Linked DNA regions of Homo sapiens: regions 1, 3 and 4 are each linked to region 2. A link is a contact called in ENCODE Hi-C or POLR2A ChIA-PET data. All regions are on one chromosome and are shown on one strand. The core of a region is the stretch at or near the end of the contact, and the rest is flanking DNA. Distances in the headings are between cores, read along the strand shown.

Region 1 (4,387 bases), core at 1,391-3,890, 420 kb after region 2:
ACTCCAATGTGGACATTACTCCTCCCCCACTGCCTGCATTTCCACTTATCAAGGTTAGAGACCATAGTATGTTCAGCCTCCTAAGCCTGAAACTCTGGTATCCTCAAGTTCTTCTCTTACCTTGCAATTCCAGTGGGACGACAAACCCTACATCAGAAATGTCTTTTTTTTTTTTTTTTTTTTTTTTTTTTGAGATAGGTTCTTGCTCTGTTGCCCAGGCTGGAGTGCAGTGGCATGATCACGACTCACTGCAGCCTCCATCTCCTGGGCTCAGGTGATCCTCACACCTCATAAGTAGCTAGGATTACAGGAATGTGCCACTACACTCAGCTAACATTTTTTTTAAAATTTTGTAGGCCGGGGTCGGGCGCAGTGGCTCAAGCCTGTAATCCCAGCACTTTGGGAGGCCGAGGCAGGTGGATCATGAGGTCAGGGGTTCAAGACCAGCCTGACCAACATGCTGAAAACCCGTCTCTACTAAAAATACAAAAATTAGCTGGGCATGGTGGCGGGCGCCTGTAATCCCAGCTACTCAGGAGGCTGAGGCAGGAGAATTGCTTGAACCTGAGAGGCGGAGGTTGCAGTGAGCCGAGATCGCACCACTACACTCCAGCCTGGGGGACAGAGTGAGACTTCATCTAAAAAAAAAAAAAAATTTGTAGGCCGGGCACGGTGGCTCATGCCTGTAATCCCAGCACTTTGGGAGGTCAAGGCGGGCAGATCACGTGGTCAGGAGTTCAAGACCACCCTGGCCAATATGGTGAAACCCCGTCTCTACTGAAAATACAAAAATTGGTGGGGCATGGTGACACTTGCTTGCAGTCCCAGCTACTCGGGAGGCTGAGGCAGGAGAATTGCTTGAACCCAGGAGGCAGAGAATGCAGTGAGCCAAGATCGAGCCACTGCACTCCAGCCTGGGCAACAGAGCAAGACTCCATCTCAAAAAAAAAAAAAAAAAGAATTGCTGCGATAGTAAATAATGTACGTAATAAAGCATTCAGAACAAAATCTAATATGTAGGAGGAACACCATAAACGTTACTACTCAAGATAGCCCAGCTGTGATAGCTCTGTCTCTCTAGCCAACGTTTTTCCACCTTACACCACACTAAAAATTCCATCATATTTGCAACATTTCTTATGTATATATATCGTAAGCATTCTTTACTTGCCTACTTCATATTCAGAGGGTTTTGTGTGTGGTAAAATATACATAAAACTTGCCATTTTTAACTAGTTTAAAATGTATAGGGGGCCAGGTGTGGTGGCTCAGGCCTGTAATCCCAGTACTTTGGGAGGCCAAGGCGGGCATCACTTGAGGTGAGGAGTTCGAGAGCAGCCTGGCCAACATGGTGAAACCCGGTCTCTACTAAAAATACAAAAATTAGCCGGGCATGGTGGCATGCCTATAGTCCCAGCTACTCGGGAGGCTGAGGCAGGAGAACTGGTTGAACCTGGGAGGTGGAGGTTGCAGTGAGCCGAGATCACACCACTTCCTTCCAGCCTGGGCGACAGAGCGAGACTCCGTCTCAAAAAAAAAAAAAAAAAAAAAGTCCAGGTGCGCTGGCTCATGCCTGTAATCTCAGCACTTTGGAGGCCGAGGCGGGTGGATTGCTTGAGGTCAGGAGTTCGAGACCAGCCTGGCCAAGATGGTGAAACCCCGTCTTGCTAAAAATACAAAAATTAGCCAGGCACGGTGGCGGGCGCCTGTAATCCCAGCTACTGGGGAGGCCGAGGCAGGAGAATCGCTTGAACCCGGGAGGCCGGGGTTGCAGTGAGCCGAGACCGCGCCATTCCACTCTAGCCTGGGTGACAGAGCAAAACTCCATCTCGAAAAAAAAAGAAAGAGTATAGGGCAGTGCTTTTAATTACATTCATTCACACTGTTGTGCAATGGAGTTTTTTATTTTTTATTTTTATTTATTTTTATCCGGGCCAGGCCTGGAGTTTTTAAACTTTTATCTGATTCGTCTAGGGGCACTTTCATCTTATTTACCTTCACATTTATCAAATTATTTCTTTCACAGGTGACAGAGCAGATTCAATTCCTTTTGATACTCCGTATTTCTCTATATGTATTTTTTTCATTCTGCATTCTTATTATTCCAACGTTTTACTTATTTATTTGGAGAGAGAGTTTCGCTCTGTCGACCAGGATGGAGTGCATCGGCGCGATCTCGGCTCACTGCAACCACCGCCTCCCAGGTTCAAACGATTCTCATGCTTCAGCCTCCCGAGTAGCTGGGACTGGAGGTGCGCGGCACCATGCCTGGCTTATGTTCTGTATTTTTTGTAGAGACGGGGTTTCGCCATGATGCCCAGGCCGGTCTCGAACTCCTGGCCTCAAGCGATCCGCCCCTCACGGCCTTCAGAGCTGCTGTAATCACAGGCGTGAGCCACCGCGTTCGACTCTTCCAAAAACTTTTTGGCCAGTTTATCTAAGGGCATATCCTACAGACTGAGTCCAGTGATTGCACAGAAGTAAACGTCCTCTGCAGCTACATACCTACAAACCTATTTCTGTAACGTACATTCCCCAGCAAGGTCCCGCGGGAAGGATCCACTACCGCGAGAGGCCTCCCAGCCAGGAAGGGGTGGGGCTCAATCTGCAGTAGATTCCCAGAAGCCTCAGTGAGTTTCTGATTCTCTAACTGCGCATGCTTCTGCGCACGCGCAATAGACATTCCAGGACTTCCGGGCACTTCGTAAGGTTTAAAAAGGATGCTTCGCGTTTTCTCTCTCCTTTTTGGAGACAGATTCGCAGTGGTCGCTTCTTCTCCTTGGTAAGTGTGATCCTTGGTAAGTGTGATCAGATGCTTGCCACCGGAGTTGTGGGTCTAATGCTATAGATCAGTAGCCGAGCTTCCCTAGGAAGATCATATAGTATTTTATTTATTTACTTTTTTTTTTTTTTTGAGACGGAGTCGGTTTGTCACTCAGGCTGGACTGCAGTGCTCGTTGCAACCTCCGCCTGCCGGGTTCAAGCGATTCTCGTGCCTCAGCCTCTCCAGCAGCTGGGATTACAGGCACGTGCCACCACGCCCGGCCAATTTTTGTATTCTTAGTGGAGACGGGGTTTCGCTATGTTGGTCAGGCTGGTTTTGAACTCCTGATTTCCGGTGATCCACCACCCTCGGCCTTCCAAAGTGCTGGGATTACAGGCGTGAGCCACCGCGCCTGGCCGGAAATCATGTAATTTAAAACTATATATGGGTGTCTTAGGCGGCATCGGTCCCAACTCTAAAGTACGCGTTAGACGGGCCTGGGCCAGAAGTGGGCCATGGAGACCTCGGGACCCGCAGGGCTGCCGCCCGACCCAGCGAGCCTCTGAAGGTGCACCGCCACCCCCACTGTTTATCTTACTGCCTCATAGTAGGCACATTGTCGTTCTCAATATAATTGCACACAGTTTTATTCTGGATCCTCATTTGCCTTTAAGAATTTTCTCAATTTTTCTTTTTATTTGATCGCACCACTGCAACCTCCGCCTGCTGGGCTCAAGCAATTCTCCTGCCGCAGCCTCCCGAGTAGCTGGGACTACAGGCGTGTACCACCGCGCCTGGCTTATTTTTGTATTTTTAGTAGAGACGGGATTTCACCATGTTGGCCAGGCTGGTCTCCAACGCCTGACCTTGTGGTCCGCCACGCCAGGCCGAAGATTTTCATAATTTGGAAGCATTGCGTTTCGTAATTATGCTTTCTCGTATTTTTGTGATTTGGGTCATTTTTATTTTTATATTTTTAGGATTACAGGCGTGAGCCATCGTGCCTGGCCGATTTGGGGGTAATTAACAAGTCCACGTGTTTCATTTGAATTTAGGATAGCTGGGCCTAATTGTTGTCTTTGCTTCTGCGGTACCTTCCACATAGTACTAACCGCCTATTGTAAAGTAATTAGAATAGCTGAATATGCATGTTACCAGTCTAGAAACCGATTTTTTTTTAACACCCCACTGTGGACAGGGTGGAAACTCGTTTGCTTTCTTGTTTAAGATCTGTAGTAACATGAATGGATGAAATTGTTTCCTATTGGATTCTGTAAATTTATGCGTTACACTGATTGTCCAACGTGGATACACCCGGGAGGTCACTCTCCCCGGGCTCTGTCCAAGTGGCGTAGGGGAGCATAGGGCTCTGCCCCATGATGTACAAGTCCCTTTCCACAACGTTGGAAATAAAGCTGGGCCTCGTGTCTGCGCCTGCATATTCCTACAGCTTCCCAGAGTCCTGTCGACAATTACTGGGGAGACAAACCATGCAGGAAACAGCCTTCTAGAGCACTGAATCTGGATTGAAGTCTTTTTTTTTTTTTTTTTTTTTGGAGATGGAGTCGCTCTGTTGCCCAGGCTGGAGTGCAGTGGCGCACTCCATTGCCTCTGCCTCCCGGG
Region 2 (4,547 bases), core at 640-3,139:
CACATTGGGGTTTGTTTTGAAGGATGGAAAATAGGCCAGGTTGGACAGAAGCTAGAGCTAGGTAGTGGGGAGGAGGTACACATAAGAAACTTTCAAAGAGGCTTCACTTAGCAGTTAGATAAGTCCTGAAAGCCAATCAGAAGGGTCCTTCTCCGTGGCTTCTAGGACTAACATGGCCAAGCTCCAAAGTCCTTTGCTAAAAACAGCTGAAGAGAGCCCAATTTTGGAATAAGCCAAGGACTATACACTCTTATATGTATATGTATCATATAATGAAGATTTTTCTATAGCTAATTAGCCAAAAGATAAGCAGGTGCTCAAAGCTGTATTTAAGTTCATACTGAAGTACTACATTTTAAAGCACAATTTATAGATTACAGAAACTGATGACACAAAAACCGCTGCAATCAAGTGCTAGATATACACTATAAACATCGGGAAAAAATAAAGATTACCCAAGCCTATACTCTAGATCACAAAATTTGGGAAAGGGAGCACTAACCATTATTAAATGCAATTCCTTCATGTTATAAATGACTTTAAACCTCTAGGGAAATTTAAGAAAGGTGCCCTAAATCTCAAAATGAGAAAATGATAGTTTTACTACAAAGGTGGAAATGGTAAGGAAAAAAAAATACAAAAGTTAGAAGAATATTCTAAGTAATGTACTTCTAAGTAATGTAATTCTAAGTAAAGTCTGGCTAATGAAGGAAGAGGAAGACAAATAGAAAACTTAATACAGTAAAAATGAAAAAATGCATATGTGCATACTAAGTTTAAAGATTACTTTGAAATTACTATAGTGAACTCTTCAGCAGACCACTTTTCGGAAACAACACAATAAATTCATAAATCTGGGGCTAATGATCTCTCCACAAATTCTGTCCTCTATCATCACAAGTGTCCTGTAAGAAGCGTCCATGCCGAAAACAGAGCTGAACGTCCCAAAATATTGGCGTTTTTGCCTCAGCTGTGCACATCCATTCTCATGGGAACACAAAACTGACAGAACTTCTTCATGACTTGTCAATTAACAAGATCGCGCCAGCCCAACTGCTAGCAGTACCGTGTGCCTGCCACCTGTTAGCTGCTCTTGAGAGAGCCCCAAAACTGAGGTAAAGCGAAGAACTAGGAACGCCTTTGTTGTACCCTAACTATGGAAGCTACCAGAGTTCAGTCTAACCCGGCGCCTTAAGGCAAAACTTCCCCCAGGCTGGGGAAGTCTTCCCATTTCGGGGCTTTGGCAAAGCTCTCCTCTAGCTAAGGACAGGCAGAAGAACCCCAGGAGAAGCACTGTCACCTACTGGTCCCAGGAGGAAGGATCAAAGCTGAAGAAAGTTGGGGGACAAGGAACTAGGACCCTAGGGAGAGGCTCAGTTTCTCGTGGTGAAGAGTGAGCACAATGAGAAGCTGGGCCGTCTCGCTAGGTGAAAGAACGCTGAGATCCCAGATCAGGGGTAGGGGAAAAGAGGTTCTAAAAGAAGGGAGGAGGAGAAAAAAGGAGAGGCAGTGGCTGAGAGAAGCGCTGAGGCGTAAGGCAAGAAACCGAGGTTGGAAAAGGACTGATGAGGCTGAGGAAAAACAGCGAGGCGACAGAGGCACGGAAGCGCGAGAAGGCTAAGCTGAGGTGAATAAGGCGAGGCCAGCGTGAAGGAAAGGGCTGAGGTGAGTGAAGCACTGCAGTGACAAGGGACAGGCGAAGAGACTCCCACCCACAAGGACCGAGGCAGAACTCTAGACCCATCCCCCTTCACGCTGTGCTCGCCCGGCTGCGCTCAGACCCTGTTGGCAGCTGAGACTCACCCAAAGGCTGTAAAAGCCCCACAACAGGACATGGAGATCAGTCCAGACCCACAGTAGAACCAATCGAGCGGAGGAAACCGCGGCGTTAGCGTGACCCGGATGCGCATCGCTAGGAACCGGAAGTAAGCGGCCAGAGTCACCTCACAATCCACACCTCGTTCCACTAGAAACCTCTGGGCGCATGTGTTGAGTCTGACCGGGCGGGGAAGCTTTTAGGCTCCGCCCACTCCGCCGGCCCGGCGAGCCACGCCCATGGCCACGCCCCTCTTAGTGCCTCGGAGACAAGCAGCTTCTGGGTGAGCGCTAGGCAGTCCTGACGGTACTACAGCCTTCACTTTTAAGGAGGTCTTTAAAAATGCGCGTAATCCCTACCTGGCTAAAAGGAACGTAAGAAGTGTTGGGTGCATTTGGTAGATTTAGAAAAACTGGGAAGGAGAATGAGTGGGAAGTTTTGGAAGACATTTGGGAGGCTAGCCCAAGGTGATCTTTTTTTTTTTTTTTTTTTGAGACGGAGTTTCGCTCTTGTTGCCCAGGCTGGAGTGCAATGGCGCGATCTCGGCTCACTGCAACCTCCGCCTCCCGGGTTCAAGCGATCCTCCTGCCTCAGCCTTTCGAGTAGCTGGGATTACAGGCATGTGCCACCACGCCCGGCTAATTTTGTAGTTTTAGTAGAGACGGGGTTTCTCCATGTTGGTCAGGCTGGTCTTGAACTCCCGACCTCAGGTGATCCGCCCGCCTGGGCCTCCCAAAGTGCTGAGATTACAGGCGTGAGCCACCGCGCCCATCCCTTTTTTTTTTTCTTTTTTTGAGACAGAGTCTTGCTCTGTCGCCCAGGCTGGAGTGCAGTGGCGCGATCTCGGCTCACTGCAACCCCCGCCTCCTGGGTTCAAGTGATCCTCCCACCTCAGCCTCCCGAGTAGCTAAGACTACCGGCGCGCACCACCACGCCCGGCTAATTTTTGTATTTTTCGGTAGAGACGGGGTTTCGCCATGTTGCCCAGGCTGGTCTCCAACTCTGGAGCTCGGTTGATCCCTTGGCCTCCCAAAGTGCTGGGATTACAGGCGTGAGCCCCAAGGTGATCTTTTTATCCCCAAATTTAGTTTATTCTTAATATTATATTAGGCTTACAATTCACTTCGTGCACACTGTTTTCGGAAGCAAAATTCTTAAATGTTTCGTTAATTTTAAATTACAACCCAAGTATGGGCTAGAAGCAAGGTTGAATTCAGGCTTTGTGGAGACTTGACGTTTATTCAATTTGGGGGCCCTCTTTAAAATAATCAAGGCCAGGCACAGTGGCTCATGCCTGAAATCCTAGCACTTTGGGACGCCGAGGTCGACCGGTTGCTTGAGCCCCGGAGTTGGAGATCACCTGGGCAACAAAATTAGACCCTGTCTCTACAAAACAAACAAAGCAAAACAACAACAAAAAAAACCCAGAAAAATTAGCCAGGTGTGGTGGCACGCACCTAACTGAGCCCAGGAGGTAGAGGCTGCGGTGAGTTATGATTATGCCACTGCACTCCAGCCTGGGCAACAGAGCGAGACTGTCTAAAAAAAAAAAAAATCCAAAATTACAAATACAATATTAGATATAAAAGTGAACCTTTTATAATGAGAAAAATTACAAACATTTTTATTAGCTCACAAATACCACGAATAACAAAATCCAGAAAAAAAACTATTTTTTCTACATTTTTTGACTGTATATTTGATCACCTCTTCCGATGACAACAATGTACTAAGCAACATCATTTACTAAGATCCTTAACTCCTCTCTCATATCCCACATGTACTCCATCAGCAAGTTCTGCAAGATTTGCCTTCAAAATCTGTCCAGAACCTGACCATTTACTGCCTCCGTTGGTATAAACCAGTCAGTCAGTGACTGTGAGTGCCCTATTTATACTCTTGCCTTCCCACAATCTTTTTTTTTTTTTTTTTTTCAGACAGAGCCTCCCTCTGTCACCCAGGCTGGAGTGTACTGGCCTGATCTTGGCTCAGTGCAACCTCTGCCTCCTGGGTTCTCCTGCCTCAGCCTCCTGAATAGCTGGGATTACAGGGGCCCGCCAGCACGCGCGGCTAATTGTTATATTTTTAGTAGAGACGGGGTTTTGCCATGTTGGCCAGACTGGTCTTGAACTCCTGGCCTCAAGTGATCCACCCGCCTCAGCCTCCCAAAGTGCTGGGATTACAGGTGTGAGCCTCCACGCCCGGCCCCCACAATCTATTAATATAGTAGCAATGGGCTCCTGTTAAAACCCTAATTAGATCATATCCTTCCTCCAATGCATTCCTATTTCAGAGTAAAAACCAAAATCCTTACATTGGTCTACAGGACCCTCAAGATTTGACACCTCCAGTACAGCTCTGCTCTAACCTCAACTCCTACTCCTTCTGTCATCCTTCCCCTTAAAGCACATTGGCCTCTGCCATTCCTCAAAACTACAGGTAGGCCCAGGGCCTTTGTGCTTTTTAATCCATCTGCCTGGAGTGCTCTTCCCCCAGATACCTGCATCATTCATCCGCTCACCTCATTTACATCTTTATTCACATGTCACTTTCTCAATGAGATCTTCCCTGACACTACATTAAAAATTGGAACACTACCATCCTCTTTGTACTTTCCCATCCAACAAGTTGCTTGTAAATTTGGCTTAGTGTCTCTCTCCCCCTGCCAGAATGTAAGTTCCATGAGTCCATGGATGTTTGTCCGATTTGTTCACGGATGTTTTTTCAGCAC
Region 3 (4,577 bases), core at 1,121-3,620, 420 kb before region 2:
TTTTAAGACAAACTCATTCTTACAATGCATTGAATATCTACTGGCACCAAACGTTGGCCTCACATCAACTTAATTTTTTTTTCAGAAAGAAAGCACAGAAGGGTGTGTGGAAAAAGAAACTCAGTTTCCCTCACCGTACGAGAGGCTTCTGACAGCAGAAGTGTGGGGGTTTCTCCCCACCAGCAAGCAAACAATCAGTCCTCTGGTGAACACCAGCTGAGGGTCCCCAAATTCAATTCTGACACCACTATGGGTAGATAGTGGCCGATCCCACATGTTGAGGGTTCAGTCCCCCAGACTGCCAATCGAAAGCCCTAGGTTGTTTTACCTGTGTTTCTGACTGACTATAAACTGGGGTTCCCACAATTCCCTCCTGCAGTTTTACTAATTTGCTAGAGCAGCTCACAGAACTCAGGGAAACACTTTACTTACATATACTGGTTTCTTTCTTTAAAAAAAAAAAATTGATCTTGTTGTTGTTTTGAGACAGGGTCTCACTCTATTGCTCAGGCTGGAGTGCAGTGGCCCCATCTCAGCTCACTGAGACCTTCGCCTCCCAGGCTCAAGTGATCCTCCCACCTCAGCCTCCAGCATAGCTGGGACTACAGGTATGCACCACCACGCCCAACTAATTTTTTTTTTTTTTTTTGAGATGGGGTTTCACCATGTTGCCCAGGCTGATCTTGAACTCCTGAACTCACGCAATCTGCCTGCCTCAGCCTCCCAAAGTGCTGAGATTACAGGCATCAGCCACCATACCCAGCTACATTTACTGGTTCCTTATGGATATTACAAATGCTCCGGATGAAGAGATGCATAGGGCAAGGTATGGGAGAAAGGGCATGGAGTTTCCATTCCTCTCCAGAAGCACCACCCACTGGAGACCTCCTTGTATTCGGCTATCTGGAAGCTTGTCAAACCCTGTCCTTTTGTGTTTTTATGGAGGCTTCATTACATAGGCATGACTGATTAAATCACTGCCCATTGGTAATCAGCTTAACCTTCAGCCCCTCTCCCCTCCCCAGAGGAAATGCCAGCCATCAGTCAACTTATTAGACAGTTATCACTCAAAAGATATTTATCACTTTGAAGATTCCAAGGATTTTAGGAGTTGTATGCCAGGAACTGGGGGATGAAAAAATATATTTTACAATATCACAAGGGATAAAGGTCACACAGCAAATTGTGCAACATGGGTACACATTCAAGACAGTCAGAATTCATGAACCTATGCTCTTTCCTTTATACCACAAAACTGGAAAATGCATATGCCCTCAGACTCACCTCTAATATGATCTTTGTCAGATCAATGCTATTTTCTTAAGTTAAAAAGAAAAACAAGAAACTCCTCTCATGTATTGAGTACTTAGCACTTTATGGCACGCAGTCCACTTGTACCTATAACAACACCACGAAGTAGGTACCATTGTTATCAACCACATGTTATAGATAAGGAAACTGAAGCTCAGAGAGGTTAAGTAATATTCCCAAGGCTGCCTAGCCAGGTCATGGCAAAGTCAGGGTTTAAACCCACAATTGGCTAATACCCAAGCCCACATTTTTTTTTTTTTTTTTTTGAGATGGAGTCTTTCTCTGTCGCCCAGGCTGGAGTGCAGTGGCGCAATCTCATCTCACTGCAAGCTCCACCTCCCAGGTTCATGCCATTCTCCTGCCTGCCTCAGCCTCCCGAGTAGCTGAGACTACAGGCGCCCACCACCAAGCCCGGCTAATTTTTTTTGTATTTTTAGTAGAGACAGGGTTTCACTGTGTTAGCCAGGATGGTCTCGATCTCCTGACCTCGTGATCCGTGGGTCTCGGCCTCCCAAAGTGCTGGGATTACAGGCGTGAACCACCACGCCCGGCCACCAAGCCCACATTTTTAACAACCACTCCAGATGGCTTCATCTATCCTTAAAGATGAACTCACTGTCACATTGGATCCTATAATAAAGGGGATTCTAAAATCATCCAGTCCTTTGAGCAGCAAAGGCAACTTAACTTTCCTTTTACAGAGGAAGTAATTAAGGCTCCAAGAGGTGACAGTGTTAAGGCCACAGATCGCTGATATTGCACCTGTAAGCTGGGTCTCATGCCACTTGGGGTTTTGCATCCCATCTCCCTAAAAATCTCCAACCCATCCTCTTAGACAAGTCCCAGCCCAGAGCACTAAAAGGGACCCAGGAGTGCTGCCTCCCAGGAGAAGGGGCCTCCTGGCTCTCAGAACATGAGATTTACAGGCAGACAGGCAGCCTGGCAGAGGGTGGCAGCTTGATGCCCACACTTCATAGCTCCTGAGTTTACCTTGGAGGAGAGAAGAGAAGCAATCTTCAGCCCGGAGCCTGCTGATAGATGGGCACAGCAGCGAGTAAACGGTTCTCCGGCTGAAGGCTGGCTTTTTATCATCACTTGTGGATCCTCCCACGTCTCACCCTAGGCAGCCAATCCCTGTCGGAGTTTCTATTTCTGCACTCTGCAGTTTCATTTTCCCCTCTCTCCCAGCTCCTGCACTCTGCAGAGTTTCATTTTCCCCTCTCTCCCAGCTCCGCCCAGCGGGAACATTTGTGTGCTGCCTGCTGGCAGAAAAATGCACTTCAAGCTGAGGACTTTTGGAGCCGCTAAGGGTATTCAAAGCATGTCACACTATGATGAGAGCCACGGCCATACTGGGCTTAGTGAAGCCTGATCACCAGCTCCCCCTGGGGCACACAGGCCTTTCACCATTCAGTCCAATTAGTAAACAACACCTATCATTTATTGAGCACTTGCTGCATGCCAGGGTCTGTGCAAAGTGCTCTATTTACATGATCTTTTTCCAATCCCACAGTAGTCATGTGACATACCATATGCTGTTTATAAACCCCCAGAACTTTGGAAATTAAGTCACTTTGTTCCATTGTTCTCTCAGGCTGGCTGCTTCTGGGTCATGGGCATATGGTAAGACCAGTGAAGCCTGTGTTCATGTGGCCATCATGATAGATCTTGAGTTTCAAGATGGGTCCCCTGGCCCTAGGTAATGAACTGAGCATTCTTTAAAGCCTTTGGATGGTGATGCTTGAAGTGCTATGGGTCAGAAATGCAACCTCTATTTGGAGAACATAGAAATTCCAGTAAGGATGAATCATTGCCTTCTCCCAAGTGGAAGGGGTCTGAAATAATTGACCTGCCACCAGATGGCTGGCTATTCTCATTGAGAAATTTTGCCATATTGCTACCTGCTGCTGGCAGATTGGCTATATTTTGGCAATTGCCAGATCAGTTTTGGTGAGAGGGAGCCCAAGTTGTTGGACTCATTTCTAACCCCCATCCTTACCACCTTGGACACTCATAGGTCTATTGCAAGGCAATAGTGAGGCTAAGTTTAGAGGCTGGCTGACATCCACAGGATGGGACATCCTGGCCATTGGGCTGTAGAGCCTCCTCTGCAGCAGATGATCTCTGGTCAGCATTAACATGAGACATAGAGATCCAGGTGCTTTATGCCCATTCAGAGTTCATTCTTATGCCCCTAACCCACACCTGCTTATTCCCAATCTTCCAATCTTGTTCCATCCATGCCTTTGACCAACCAGCCAAGCCATTTGCCTCTTATTAGGAATTGGTGTATGTCTGTACTTCAGTCCATCTCTCTCTCTCTCTCTCTGCATACAGAGGGAACAACACGGTATACTGCTCCTAGTTCTGCCCCCTGGGAGGATTCACTATTATTCAGTGCCACCCCCAAATGGGGCTGTAATAGAGTGGTCCGTTTCCAGCTGATACCAAAATATTATACTGACTTATCTGTGAATTGAGTTTGACTCCTTTCCTCCATTATCTGTTGGTTGCTGGGAACACTCCATGAGGCCATATATATGGGTCAAAGAGAAAACCCAGAGAAACAGAGTTGGGCGCCACAGGACTCTGAGCTCCCTGTTTATTTAATTTACTCAAGCCTTTTAGACCCCTTTGCTCAGCCTTGAATATACCATTTCCATCATATATTTTTTGTTTTGTTTTGTTCTTTGTTTTTTGTTGTTTTTGTTTTTGTTTTTGAGACAGTCTTGCACTGTTCCCCAGGCTGGAGTGCAGTGGTGTGATCTTGGTTTACTGCAACCTCTGCCTCCTGGGTTCAAGCGATTCTCCTGCCTCAGCCTCCCAAGTAGCTGGGATTACAGGTGCGCGCCACCATGCCCGGCTAATGTTTTTTGTATTTTTAGTAGAGATGGGGTTTTGCCATGTTGGCCAGGCTGGTCTTGAACTCCTGACCTCAGGTGATCCACCCACCTCTACCTCCCAAAGTGCTGAGATTACAGGTGTGAGCTGCTGTGCCTGGCCTCTTTGTTGTTTTGTCGGTTGGTTGGTTGGTTTGTTAGAGACAGGGTCTCACTCTGTTGCCGGGGCTGGAGTGCAGTGGTACAATCATAGCTTACCGCAGCCTTGACTTCCTAGGCTCAAGAAATCCTCCCAACTCACCCTCCCAAGTATCTGGGACTATAGGCATGTGCCACCACACCCAGCTAATTTTTATATTTCTTTTAGAGATGGAGGTCTCACTACATTGCCCATGCTAGTCTCCAACTCCTGGCTCCAAGTGATCC
Region 4 (4,350 bases), core at 1,494-3,993, 460 kb after region 2:
CACACCACCATACCCACTAACTCTGAGGCTTTAGTCATATAAAGAAAAATAGCCATTATATATTGTTCTTTTGTGCTCTTATAATGTGTAACCATGCCCTTTAATTAAAGAATTCCAGGATCTACAAAAAAAAAAGAAAGCAGAAAAAAGAAGCCAGGCGTGGTGGCTCACGCCTGTAATCCCAGCACTTTGGGAGGCCACAGTGGGGGGATCATGAGGTCAGGAGTTCTAGACCAGCCTGGCCAACATAGTGAAACCCTGCCTCTTCTAAAAATAAAAAAAAAAAAAAAAAAAAAAAAAAACTAGCCAGGCATGGTGGCAGGTGGCTGTAATCCGTCTCAAACAAAAAAAAAAAAAAAAAAAAAAAAAGAAAGAAAAGAAAAAAGAGGCTGGGCGCTGTGGCTCACACCTATAATCCCAGCACTTTGGGAGGCCAAGGCAGGAGGATCGCTTGAGCCTAGGAGTCCAAAATGAGCTTGGCCAACATAGTGAGCTCTCCTCTCTGCAAAAAAAAAAAAATTAGCCAGCTGTGGGGGTGCACACCTGTAGTGCCAGCTACTCTGGAGGCTGAGGCAGGAGGATCACTTGAGTCCGGGAGTTTGAGGCTGCAATAAGCCAAGATTGTGCCAATGCGCTCCAGCCTGGGCGACAGAGAGAGACCCTCTCTCAGAATGACTGACCAACTGAATAAATAAATAAATAAATAAAATAAAAATAATTCTAGGATCTGGCCTTAGGAGATCCAAATTATCCAACCAAGGTTGTGGAATGTCTCATCTCAGGAAGAAATGCTGAAAACTTCATTTACAGCCTTGTTGCTGACAGCCAAACTACCAGGTAGCCCAGTACTAAAGATAATCATTGGCTGGGCGCGATGGGTGGCTCACGCCTGTAATCCCAGCACTTTGGGAGGCCGAGGTGGGTGGATCACCTCAGGTCAGGAGTTCGAGACCAGCCTGACCAACATGGTGAAACCCCGTCTCTACTGAAAATACAAAAATTAGCTGTGCCTGGTGGTGGGCGCCTGTAATCCCAGCTACTCAGGAGGTGAAGCAGGAGAATAGCTAGAACCCAGGAGGCTAGATTCTAGCTATTCTGAGCCGAGATTGTGCCATTGCACTCCAGCCTGGGCGACAAAGGAAGACTCCGTCTCAAAAAAAAAAAAAAAGATAATCATTACAACAGGATATGCTGACCTTCATACCCCACCCTCATGAGCTTTGTCCTGCCCAGCCTGTAAACCCTACACTTGATATCACTTTCCGTGCTTTGCCCAATAAAACATCTCAACCAGCTCTTTTCGGAGAGTCAGGGAATTCTCGCTCTCTTGTGCTGCCTCCCTTATACCCAGGCATAAGCTCCAATGAAGACTTGTCTGGGAAAACTTTTTTGGCCTCATGTTAATTTCTGTTGGATTGAGAGCCTAAGAACCCCTGGTAACAATAGGGAGGTAGTGGAACCGGGTTGTCCGGAGGGATATTTTCACTTTTTTGGATGCACTTGTATCTGCAGTTTTTTACAACGAGCATATATTAATGTTGTAATTATGTGTGTGTTTGTGTGTGTGTGTACGTGTGTATGTTTTTTGTTTTTTGTTTTTTTTTTAATTTGAGACAGAGTCTCACTCTGTCGCCCAGGCTGGAGTGCAGTGGCGCGATCTCGGCTCACTGCAGCCTCTGCCTCCCGGGTTCAAGTGATTATCCTGTCTCAGCCACCTGAGTAGCTGGGACTACAAGTGCACACCATCATACCCGGCTAATTTCTGTATTTTTAGTAGAGACGGGGTTTCACCATGTTGGCCAGGATGGTCTCGATCTCCTGACCTCGTGATCTGCCCACCTCGGCCTCCCAAAGTGTTGGGATTACAGGCGTGAGCCACCGCGCCCGGCCTTGTTTGTTTTCTAAATATGTAAAGTCAGAAATTAACCCAAGTAACGAGCATACATATATATGTGTGTGTGTGTGTGTATATATGTATATATATGTGTATGTGTGTATATATGTGTATATGTGTATTATGTGTGTATATGTGTATATATGTGTATATATATGTGTATGTGTGTGTGTGTGTGTATGTATATATATGGAGTCTTGCTCTGTCACCAGGCTGCGGTGCAATGGCGCTATCTCGGCTCACTGCAACTTCTGCCCCCTGGGTTTAAGCGATTCTCCTGCCTCAGTCTCCCGAGTAGCTGCGACTACCAGCGCTCGCCACCACGCCCGCTAATTTTCGTACTTTTAGTAGAGAGGGGGTTTCCCCCTGTTGGCGAGGATGGTCTCGATTTCTTCACCTCGTGATCCGCCCGCCTCGGCCTCCTCAAGTGCTGGGATTACAGGCGTGAGCCACCGTGCCCAGCCCTAACGAGCATATATTAATGTTGTAATTATATGTGTCTGTGTGTGTGTGGTTTTGTTTTCTATATAAAGTCAGACGAGTGTGTGTGTGTAGTTTTGTTTGTTTTCTAAATATATAAAGTCAGAAATAAACCCAAGTAACCCAGCCGCCTGGGCCAGGTGGTATCTGGCCCGCCCCATTCCAGCCTGAACTCCGCCCACCGCGATCCGGAAGCCTAGCGCCCAGTGGGTTGCAGGAAAAACCCGGAGCTGAACACACTGCCCGACCCGGGCCGCTGCGCTCGGGAGCCTGCGCAGAAGCCGTCGGAGGCGCATGCTCTGTAGCGGTCTCCGCAGCCAGGATTGGCGCCCGCGCGGGCCTTCGAGCCCCGCCCGCAGAGCCCCGCCCGCAAAGCCCCACCCCGGTGCGCGGGTATGGCGGCCAGCCTGTGGATGGGCGACGTGAGTGAGGGCAGCCGTCCGGGGTCTGAAGACAAGGAAGCATCTCGGTTTCGCGAGAGAGGAAGGATCTGAGTGGGAGGGGACTTGGGATCCCAGAAAGGGGAGACGTGTGACGGGGGTTCTTTTTGGTGACACAGAAGCGGGTTCCAGCATCTAAGTGAAGAGGCTGAGTCCGTGAGGCTAGGGGTCCTGGGGCCCCACCTGGGTTCGTGGGAGGGAAAGGTGGTGCTTTGGGGACATAGAATGGGAGCAATCCAAGGACTGAGGCGCGCTGTTCTGGGACCGGAGGAGTGGGGTTTCTAGGTCCAAGGGGAGGCTCCCTAAAGCGGGGCAAGCTTGAACCAAAAGAGCTGGGGTTTCAGGCCGCTCAGTGGAGGCGAACCTCGCCCCTCGCTCCCCCAGCGGCGCGTAGCCAGCCCTGGGCTGAACGGGAGGGGCTCTGGAACCCGGAGTGGGAAGCCCGGCCGCCGGCCTGAGCCGCTGTGCTCTTGTTTTTACGCAGCTGGAACCCTACATGGATGAGAACTTCATCTCCAGAGCCTTTGCCACCATGGGGGAGACCGTAATGAGCGTCAAAATTATCCGAAACCGCCTCACTGGGTAAGTCTCATCTCAGGTCTCTCTTAATACATCTCGTTGCAGCTGTCATGTACGAGAATGTAAACATCGTAGTCATGGCTTCTCACTACCCCTAGTAATAGTCACTGTAAAATTATAACAGCTAACATTTTGAGGTCCCAATGAGTGGAAGGATGGCATGTAGCTTAAGGGTAGGACTTGCCAGGCGTTGTGACTCACACCTGTAATCCCAGCACTTTGGGAGGCTGAGGTGGGTGGATCACCTGAGGTCAGGAGTTTGAGACCAGCCTGGCCAACATGGTGAAACCCCGTCTCTACTAAAAATACAAAAATTAGCCGGGTGTGGTGGCAGGCACCTGTAACCCCAGCTACTCCGGAGGCTGAGGCATGAGAATCACTTGAACCCGGGAGGCGAAGGTTGCAGTGAGCTGAGATCGTGCCACTGTACTTCAGCTTGGACAACAAGAGCAAAACAATGTCTCAAAAAAAAAAAAAACAAAAAAACAAAAAACGCAGGACTCAAGCGAGACTGGGTTTGAAAGCTATTTCTACTCTATGACCTTGGGTAAGTTACTTAACTGCTCTGTCTCATTCACTTTGAGTATAAAAATGGAAATAACAGCACCTACCTCCTAGAGTTATGGTGAGGATTAAATGAGTTAATTCACATTCATCATTAGGACAGTGTATGGCATATAGCATATGCTCAGTAAGTATAGTCAGATTACGATCTGCTGAGTAATAAGCAGTTTACATCCATTATCTCCTTAAAACCTCAGAAACTTCTGAGGTAGGTAAATACTATTATGAAGAGGCTTAATAACTTGAAGAGTTACAATAAATAGCCGGGCGCAGTGGCTCTCGCCTGTAATCCTAGCACTTTGGGAGGCCGAGGCAGGCCGGATCACGAGGTCAGGAGATTGAGACCATCCTGGCTAACACGGTGAAACCCCATCTCTACTAAAAATACAAAAA

What was found. Hi-C counts contacts between places; a loop is a spot of excess contacts on that map. ChIA-PET counts read pairs that join two places held with the same protein, here RNA polymerase II (POLR2A). Pooled maps may share reads with other maps.
Region 1: a loop to region 2 is called in a map of natural killer cell, with 7 times the contacts of the local background. The contact joins the promoter of SNHG3 here to the promoter of EYA3 in region 2. A Hi-C loop is called at or near these places in 4 of 168 maps with a recorded cell type or tissue (OCI-LY7, naive thymus-derived CD4-positive, alpha-beta T cell and natural killer cell), 6 of 37 single-sample maps with no recorded cell type and 13 of 50 pooled maps. POLR2A ChIA-PET finds 5 or more read pairs at or near these places in 10 of 52 experiments (BJ, H1, K562 and 7 more).
Region 3: a loop to region 2 is called in a map of naive thymus-derived CD4-positive, alpha-beta T cell, with 19 times the contacts of the local background. The contact joins the promoter of IFI6 here to the promoter of EYA3 in region 2. A Hi-C loop is called at or near these places in 1 of 168 maps with a recorded cell type or tissue (naive thymus-derived CD4-positive, alpha-beta T cell) and 7 of 50 pooled maps. POLR2A ChIA-PET finds 5 or more read pairs at or near these places in 4 of 52 experiments (BJ, GM12878, activated naive CD4-positive, alpha-beta T cell and 1 more).
Region 4: a loop to region 2 is called in a map of CD8-positive, alpha-beta T cell, with 16 times the contacts of the local background. The contact joins the promoter of TRNAU1AP here to the promoter of EYA3 in region 2. A Hi-C loop is called at or near these places in 3 of 168 maps with a recorded cell type or tissue (CD4-positive, alpha-beta T cell, CD8-positive, alpha-beta T cell and naive thymus-derived CD4-positive, alpha-beta T cell), 2 of 37 single-sample maps with no recorded cell type and 15 of 50 pooled maps. POLR2A ChIA-PET finds 5 or more read pairs at or near these places in 3 of 52 experiments (A673, T-cell and activated CD4-positive, alpha-beta T cell).

Annotation. Positions count from the first base shown.
Region 1 is chr1:28,503,303-28,507,689 of GRCh38, forward strand. It overlaps SNHG3 (small nucleolar RNA host gene 3), which reads left to right and starts at 2,641. Exons shown (of 4, transcript NR_036473.1): 1 at 2,641-2,782; 2 at 2,918-3,025. It overlaps RCC1 (regulator of chromosome condensation 1), which reads left to right and starts at 2,741. Exons shown (of 13, transcript NM_001381865.2): 1 at 2,741-2,782. SNORA73A (small nucleolar RNA, H/ACA box 73A) reads left to right here and starts at 4,063; the gene lies at 4,063-4,269. RefSeq lists enhancers at 3,555-3,849, 4,041-4,387.
Region 2 is chr1:28,086,721-28,091,267 of GRCh38, forward strand. It overlaps EYA3 (EYA transcriptional coactivator and phosphatase 3), which reads right to left and starts at 1,890. Exons shown (of 18, transcript NM_001990.4): 1 at 1,804-1,890. RefSeq lists enhancers at 1,490-1,549, 1,760-1,829.
Region 3 is chr1:27,669,822-27,674,398 of GRCh38, forward strand. IFI6 (interferon alpha inducible protein 6) reads right to left here and starts at 2,371. Exons shown (of 5, transcript NM_002038.4): 1 at 2,302-2,371. RefSeq lists an enhancer at 2,403-2,742.
Region 4 is chr1:28,550,342-28,554,691 of GRCh38, forward strand. It overlaps TRNAU1AP (tRNA selenocysteine 1 associated protein 1), which reads left to right and starts at 2,744. Exons shown (of 9, transcript NM_017846.5): 1 at 2,744-2,796; 2 at 3,299-3,396. The coding sequence starts at 2,770. RefSeq lists enhancers at 2,456-2,750, 2,474-2,533 and silencers at 2,684-2,823, 3,756-4,050.